2 separate regions of the Homo sapiens genome follow, and region 1 is linked to region 2. A link is a contact called in ENCODE Hi-C or POLR2A ChIA-PET data. All regions are on one chromosome and are shown on one strand. The core of a region is the stretch at or near the end of the contact, and the rest is flanking DNA. Distances in the headings are between cores, read along the strand shown. Region 1 holds the start of ARAF (A-Raf proto-oncogene, serine/threonine kinase). Region 2 holds the start of CDK16 (cyclin dependent kinase 16).

The links. A loop is a pair of places that touch in the nucleus more often than their neighbours do. ChIA-PET counts read pairs that join two places held with the same protein, here RNA polymerase II (POLR2A). Pooled maps may share reads with other maps.
Region 1: a loop to region 2 is called in a map of gastrocnemius medialis, with 2.9 times the contacts of the local background. The contact joins the promoter of ARAF here to the promoter of CDK16 in region 2. A Hi-C loop is called at or near these places in 2 of 168 maps with a recorded cell type or tissue (CD4-positive, alpha-beta memory T cell and gastrocnemius medialis), 8 of 37 single-sample maps with no recorded cell type and 16 of 50 pooled maps. POLR2A ChIA-PET finds 5 or more read pairs at or near these places in 6 of 52 experiments (A549, CD4-positive, alpha-beta T cell, Caco-2 and 3 more).

The regions. Positions count from the first base shown.
Region 1 is chrX:47,558,696-47,562,672 of GRCh38, forward strand. It overlaps ARAF (A-Raf proto-oncogene, serine/threonine kinase), which reads left to right and starts at 2,510. Exons shown (of 16, transcript NM_001654.5): 1 at 2,510-2,556. It overlaps LOC124905184 (a long non-coding RNA gene), which reads right to left and starts at 2,744. Exons shown (of 2, transcript XR_007068225.1): 1 at 2,389-2,744. RefSeq lists a silencer at 2,577-2,876.
Region 2 is chrX:47,216,888-47,220,682 of GRCh38, forward strand. CDK16 (cyclin dependent kinase 16) reads left to right here and starts at 1,794. Exons shown (of 16, transcript NM_006201.5): 1 at 1,794-2,218. LOC105373194 (a long non-coding RNA gene) reads right to left here and starts at 1,763. Exons shown (of 3, transcript XR_949047.4): 1 at 1,616-1,763; 2 at 119-247. RefSeq lists silencers at 1,128-1,237, 1,938-2,097, 2,118-2,227, 2,238-2,307 and enhancers at 1,428-1,547, 1,668-1,737, 1,881-2,520.

The sequences.
Region 1 (3,977 bases), core at 1,260-3,759, 340 kb after region 2:
GCAGGTCTATGTTTAATTTTATATGAAACTGCCAAACTGTTTCTAAAGTGCTTGTGCCACTTTACACTCCCAATAGCAATGTATGAAAGTTCCAATTGCTCTACATTATCATCAATACATAGTATTGTCAGTCTTTTTAATTTTATCCATTGGAGTTGGGCATGGTGGCTCATGCCTGTAATCCTAGAGTGTTGGGAGAACGAGGCCAGGAGCTCGACACCAGCCTGGGCAACATAGTGAGATCCTGTCTCTAAAAAAAAAAAAAAAATTTTTTTAGCCATTAAATGGTGAAGATCCGAATAGAAAAGTGGAGTTGGGGCCAGGTGTGGTGGCTCAAGCCTGTAATCCCAGCACTTTGGGAGGCCGAGGTGGGCAGATCACTTGAGGTCAGGAGTTTCAGAGCAGCCTGGCCAACATAGTGAAATCCCGTCTCTACTAAAAATATAAAAATTAGCCAGGCATGGTCGTGGGCGCCTGTAGTCCCAGCTACTCAGGAGGCTGAGGCAGGAGAATCACTTGAACCCAGGAGGCGGAGGTTGCAGTGAGCCAAGATCTTGCCACTGTACTCCAGCCTGGGTGACAGAGCAAGGCTCTGTCTCAAAAAAAAAAAAAAAAAAAAAAAAGAAAGAAAAGAAAAGAAAAGAAAAGGGGAGTTGGGAAATGGAAATTATATGGGAGGCCAGTAGGCAGAACTTCTGTCTTCCTTCTTATAGACAGAGAAAGCCATGTGATAAATACAGATTGAAATATGTTGAGGCCCCCCCTCACCTATGACCTTCCTCTGATCTTTCCCATTACATTGCCAAAGGATGCTAAATCTCCAAACAGGAGAATGCAGTCACTTGAAACACAACAGGCCATTCATGGTGTTGGGGAAATAATTAAAAAGAGAATCTCGTGCCAACCCAATGAATCCTCTCCACAAAGTAGACAAGAATGAAAAGTTTTTTTTTGTTTTTTGTTTTATTGAGACAGGGTCACTCTGTCACCCAGGCTGGAGTGCAAGTGGCAAGTGGCGTGATCTCAGCTCACTGCAATCTCTGTCTCCTGGGTTCAAGTGATTCTCCTGCCTCAGCATTCTAGGTAGCTGGGATTACAGGCGCGCGCCACCGCGCCCAGCTGACTTTTTTTTTTTGCATTTTTAGTAAAGACGGGGTTTTGCCATGTTGGCCAGGCTGGTCTCGAACTCCTGGCCTCAAGTGATCCGCCCGCCTTGGCCTCCCAAAGTGCTGGGATTACAGGCATCAGTCACCGCACCCGGCAGGAATGGAAAGTTTTATAACTGAATAAGCATTACACCAGACTGTGATGCACATCACAAACAATCTGCTAAAGAGGTTTCAAAGACAGAAAGAAATCTCATCCGTTTATGTAGCAGGCAGATACAGCCCATTACAAACATATTCTCAAACAATAACTTGTGCTCAAGAAACTTGACGGCACCATTTGGTACACATACTTCATCCCAAATTCACCTGGTAATTAGGGTGGCTATCTGTGTTAGTTAATTGCCTTTATCCAAAGGAAAACGAAAACTCATATCTCTATGACAAGCAGGTAATAACTTGAAGCCAGGCACGCAGATCAAATTCCCACGAAGACAGGGAAAGACAGGGGTGCTATTTTCATTGATGTTTACATTTCAAAGAGATGGCTACAAGGCTCTTAAGAAAAACATTCCGGGGATGTAAAACTGGCAAGAGATTTAGCTTTTAAAAGGACTTACATACATCTCAAAGGGACAGAGAAAATTTTACAGTTACAAGTTTTCTAAAGGAAATGCTCTAAGAGAGACGTCTTTCTCTTTTGACACCAGGGAAAATTCGATCTTTAAAAATTTGTGTTTACCCCACAATACCTCCACACATTGACTGGCATCGTGCTCCCTTCCAGGTCCGCACTTCCCTCTTCACCTGGCCACCTGTGACTAGTTTTTCATAGTCCTAATCAACCCCATTCCTAAAGGAAGCCTCCCAGACAGCAGGCCGCCCCTCCTAGGCCCAGTCCCCCAGCCCCCGCCACACCAGAGACCCGCTGTCCTCAAAGGCTATGAACTACAGTCTCCTAGAGCTGGTGAACATCGCCGATCATTGGTTCTGATTCCAACCCATTTCAAAGATGGTAAAAACTGAGACACGGGAAAATCATAAAAGGGTGCTTAGGGCACTGGCCCAAAAAGGGTACTTAAGGATTTCTCCGCCCAGATGCCAAAGCCCTAAGGTCAGCCCCAAATGACCTGTGTTCTGCTTTATACGTCTATGCCACTGTTGGGGTTAAAGCCCTAGGCACGCAGGTCTTGCCTCAACTGCGCCTGCGCGAGTCAGGACGAGCGCTTGCCCCAGATCTTGACGTTTCAGGCGGCCCCTCCTAATCCGGAACACGACTCACATTCCGTTGGTCTTGCCTTGACAGACGTGACCCTGACCCAATAAGGGTGGAAGGCTGAGTCCCGCAGAGCCAATAACGAGAGTCCGAGAGGCGACGGAGGCGGACTCTGTGAGGAAACAAGAAGAGAGGCCCAAGATGGAGACGGCGGCGGCTGTAGCGGCGTGACAGGTGAGGGCGGGCCCGGGAGGGCTCGGTTTCTGGAGCGGCTGCCGGGCACGGGCAGGGAGCCCGGACCGAAAGCTCAGCTCCAGGATGGCTGCGCCTGGGCCCCGGCGTTCCCTGCCCGGAACCGGAGGAGTGGTTTGACCCGGGGCGAGACCATCGTCGACAGCGGGGGTGGGGTGGGTAACAGGAATAGGCGGGCAAGGCTGCGGGTGATGGTTTCGCCCGCTGCTAGTGGTGGTGCGCCTGCGCAGAGCCGGAAGCCCTTTGGTAGGCGGGACCCGACCGAGTGGTGCCGGGATTCCGTCTTAACCCCCGCTAAGGTGTCCAATGACCTTTCCTTACCAACTGCGGGGAGTGTGTGGAAACGCGGTTCACTCCCCGGTTTCCTTATTCTGGATCAGTGTCTGACCGCCCCCGCCGGGAGAATGTCAGGATTCTCGCCTCTGTAACCGCCTTCCATGATCCCTCATTCAGTTTAGACCAGTAATATGCCTGTGACCCCTCACAGGTTGTCAAGGAGAATTTTGGAGCTCCCTCTTTACCTCCATTTTTCTCCCCGCAACACCATACCTTCCTTCTCCTTTTGCTATGACAATGTCTGGTGGTCCACCATTACCTCCCCAGTTCGGCTCAATGTCTGGTCATTTCCATTTCCACCCTTCTCCCCATTACAGTCCCTAGTGACGCCTGTTACATCTCCCTTCCGCATAGTATGTAGTGACCCCCCCCCCCCATGAATTCCTCATCATAGAGGCTTGGGACTTCCATTAGCCACCTAACAACGGTGTCTGTGGTCCTAACATCAACATTACACCCCAGGGCTTAGGGATGTCCACAGTGCCCTTTAAGGACATGTTTGGTGCAACCTCCATCTTCCCCAAACTAAGGGCAGTATCTGATAATCCTCTCTTTCCCATCACCGTGCCTGCGACTCCTCCCTCACCACAGTAACTGGCATTTCCCCCGTTCTCTGTTAAAAAACCAGGACACTTTGGGAGGCTGAGGCGGGTGGATCATCTGAGGTCAGGAGTTCGAGACCAGCCTGGCCAACATGGTGAAACCCCGTCTCTACTAAAAATACAAAAAATTAGCCGGGCGTGGTGGCACACGCCTGTAGTTCCAGCTACTCAGGAGGCTGAGGCGGGAGAATGGCTTCAACTTGGGAGGTGGAGGTTGCAGTGAGCTGAGACCATGCCATTGCACTCCAGCCTGGGCAACAAGAGCGAAACTCTGTCAGAAAAAAAAAAAAACAGAAAAAAAAAAAAAAAAAACCCAGGACATTCTGTTCGTGCTTCTTATGTACCTGACGGCTCAGTGCAGTGTGTACTGACTTCCCCATTGGTCCCCAGCACAGAGTCTTGTGTGCTCCTCTACCCTCCAAGACAGTATGCTCTGTCCCCCTTCCCTGTTCTCTCCCCCGCAAC
Region 2 (3,795 bases), core at 544-3,043:
CACTTTCTAGGCACGTGAGACAGCAGTGGATAAAACAAAGATCCCTGTCCTCTTGGGGTTTTACGTTCTGCTAGGTTGACACCCAGAATAGATTATAAACACAGTAAGCAAATTGTACCTTAGAAGTTGATCAGTGCTCTTCAAAAGGCGAGGAATAGAGCCCGATCTGGGGATCTGGAATGATGGCAGTGCAGGTAGGAATTTTTAAATCGGAAAGGCTTCATGGAGATGACTTTGAAGCAAGCACCTGGAAGAAGTGAGAGAATGAGGCACGTGGATGTGGGCCAGCAGCATTCCAGGCAAAGGGAACCACAGCAAATGCAAAACCCCTGAGGCTGGATTGTGCCCGTTTCACTCAAACAGCTAGAAAGAGCGCTAGTATGGTGGCAGTGAGTCAGGGGAAGAAGAGGAAGAGATGAGGTCAGAGAAGTGATGAGCCTGTTCTATGCCAAGGCGAGGACTTTTATCTTTGTCAAATATTTCCACTCCCATCATGGCCCGGGAAATCTCACTAATGTAAACCTTACTGAAAATCCTAACTGCTGTGATCAAGGCTGCCATAAAGGGAAGCCCGGAAGAGGCGGGGAGGCTGCCTTGGAACAGGGTAGTGTAAGGATGTGCCAGAAGGCCTGCTGGAGGTTGCAGCCCTTTGAGCTGGACTTGGGGATAGTGTGGTTTTCCAGGCAGAAGGAAGTGAAGGATTAGGTCGGCCTGGTAGTACTTGGCACACAACATGCGCCCAATAAATAAAATGGAAATAAAACCGCGGAGTGTTCTACTTGTGTTGACTGACATCAAAACAAAACAAAAAACCCTCAGAGTGAGGGGAGGCACGGGAGGGGCTGTGCCGGGCAAGAGAGGTGGCAGGAAAATCCAACGCACGGCGCCTATGCAAATACTCGTGTGAGGCAGAAAAGAGGCTCCGCCCCGCTCGAAGTTCCAAGCATGCGCAGTAGCGGCTCCTGCGCCTCTAAGGATCCGCCTCTTTCCTTCTTTCTCAGCCTGGGTTCCACCCCGGGAGGCCCGCTGTATGAGATGGAGGGCGGGCTAAAGGCGGGACGAGACTCGATTGAGCGCAATTATGACCAATCACCTTGCGGAATATTCGGCCTATAGCGAAGGAGGAGCTCAGAACAAAAAGGAGACCCCACCCCCGCCGACGGTGAAAACCTATGAAACCTGGGCGGAGGCGTGCGGAGTCGGGTAGAGAGCGAAATCACGCCTCTTCAGTCAGCCACGCCCTTTATTCTTGCTCGGCCTCGCCACAGAGAGCAAATCAGATTGGCTGGGCGACAACCTCAAAGGGCGGGGCTGCACACGTTCACTACGGGAATGAGGTAGCGGTGGAGGGGGCAGTTGGGCGGGGATAGGCCGTCCTAGCTAAGGTGGTAAAGGCCAATAACTCTTCAGGCTGCCTCTCCTCGAAAAGTCATCTTCTCGCGAACCTTTAAAATGCCTTCCTCCCCAAGCACCTCAAGGGACTAGAACTGAGTGCTTCATTTGTCTTTTTTCCTCCTTGCAAAAGTCCCGTTTGCCACCATGGGGATGTACCAAGTGAGACCGAGTAGGGGGAACGAGTGGTGATTGACGCGCCAGGTTACTGGCCACTGCTCACCTAGGCGCTAGCAAACTTCTGCCAAGATCGGAACTGAGTACTAAACAGCCTCCACAGTTCTCCCTGGTGCCGTCTCCGGCTTGGCGCCGCATCCTCCTCTGGGCTCGCGATGGCCGCGTCCCCTCCCGCTGCGGACGGGTCCTTTGGTACATGCAGTCCGAGGTGAGTCCCCTCCTTTCCACTTCACCCTTCCGAGCGCCTGCGTGCGCATGCGCGGAGCGCGGCGCGCGCGGCGGTTGGGCCGTTGGCTGTTCGGCCCTGGGATCCGCCGCCACTCCGCGATCAGACCGCTCTGTGCCGCGAGCCGCCGTGAGCACTCGGATTCAAGCCGGCGCCAACGAGTCCGGGGGCATCGCCCGCAGCGGCCAAGCTCATGGCCGGCTGAGCGGGACGCCGCCTCCGCCTCAGCCACCGCCGCCGCCGCCGCCTCCTCCTCCTCAGCCGGCGGCGGCCCGGGCCCAGCAACCATGGCTGAAGACTACTGGGACGGGCGCCTGCGGCGAACAGGAGGAGAAGGAGGTCGCGCGGCCTCATCCCGGGCCGCCGCCCCAGGCGCCGCCGCGCCGGCCCCGCGGCTCTGAGGTTGCTCGCGCGCCCCCGCCGGTGAGCGCGTCCCCGAGGCGTGGAGGCTGCCCCTCCTCCTTCAGAACCCACCTCGGGCGGTGCCCAGGGGTCTGGGCTGCGGGGCTGGCAGGTGCCCCCACCCCCGGCGAATTTCCCAGAATGCACCGGGGCGGGGGGTCATTTGGGGCCTCCCTGACCTTGGCCCCGCCCTGGGCCTGTCCTGGGAGCTGGGGTTGGGTAGTGCTGTGGGTGCTAATGGGGACCTGGGGGAGTCAAAGGACCAAAGGGTGTGGAAATGGGTGACAATGGGGTGAAAGACTTGGGGGGGTTGCTGATGGGGGTCGGAGCATGTGGCAGTAAGCCTCACGCCAATAAGTCGTGTAAGGTTCAAGGCCCCGTGTGTGCTTGTGGAAGGAGGGCGGGGTGCGGAGCGGGTGAGGGACCCGAGGGTGTATAACGGGGGGTAGGGTGTCGAGGAAGTTCTAAGACATGCTCATAGGGATTATGTCCGCAGAGAGGCCCGGTGTGTGTTCATGGGGGACAGGGTGGCACAGGTACCAGAACGTGTGTTGGTGGGGTCAGGGCTCTGAGGCCTGGTGCGTGGCGATGAGGCCCTGGATGGTGTTAATACTGCGTGTCTGTCCGTGGGGCCTGCAGTGTGTGAGAATGCAGTGTGTGCTTGTGGAGGGCAGGTAGCTGAAGGACTCGAGTGTGGTGTGTGCGCCAGTGGGGGTCATGGCTGTAGAGGGTGTATGCCTGTGGCCTCGAAGGTCTAGGTAGTTTGGGACCCAGTATATGCTAATGAGGGCAGAGTGGAGGAAGGACCTGAGGGTATCTAACGGAGGAAGGACTGTGGAATACCTGAGCCTGGCCTAAAGGAGATGAGAATTGCGTGTCTGTCTGGGCCCAGGAAGGAGTGGTGGGGAAGTGTCTTAGCACTGTCAGAGGCTTAGTGGACGAAGGGTAAAGGTGATGTGAGGTGTGAGTGTGTCCATGGACACAGGGAATGTGAGTCTCGAGGGCACACTAGGAAGGAGCAGGGTAATAGAAGTACTGGTGGTTGCTAATGTGGGTTTAGAGACATAGAGGCACTTCAATGTGTGCCATTTCGAGAGTCAGCTGTGTGAAGTCTGGAATATGCTAATAAGCATCAGAACCTTGTGAAGATTGTGCCCTTGTGTCCGCGGAGGACCAGAGTATGTTGAGGTTCCAGGGGGTGCTACTCGGGGGTAGGGCTGCGGAGGGGATCTAGTGTGTAATAAGGGGGATCAGGGCTTTCATGAAGGGATCTAAGTGTGAACCAACAAGGATTATATCTGTGGAGATATCTCTGAGCAGAGAGCAATAGAGGACAGGAATGTGTGATGATCTCGGTGTGCTAAAGTGGATTACAGCTAGGGAGGGCTGAAGTGTGTGCTAATGGGAGTCAGGGCTGAATGAGACCTGTGTGCACTAATGAGGGTCAGGCCATGGTAGAACAGTGTGTTTGTGTGTCCCTGCGGAATAGGGCTGAGTAAGGGTTCAGGGTGCACTAATGGGGAGGCAGGACTGTGTGAGGCCCGGCGTGTGCTAATAGAAATCAGGCCTGAGTGAAGACTCAGTTTGTGCTGACAGAG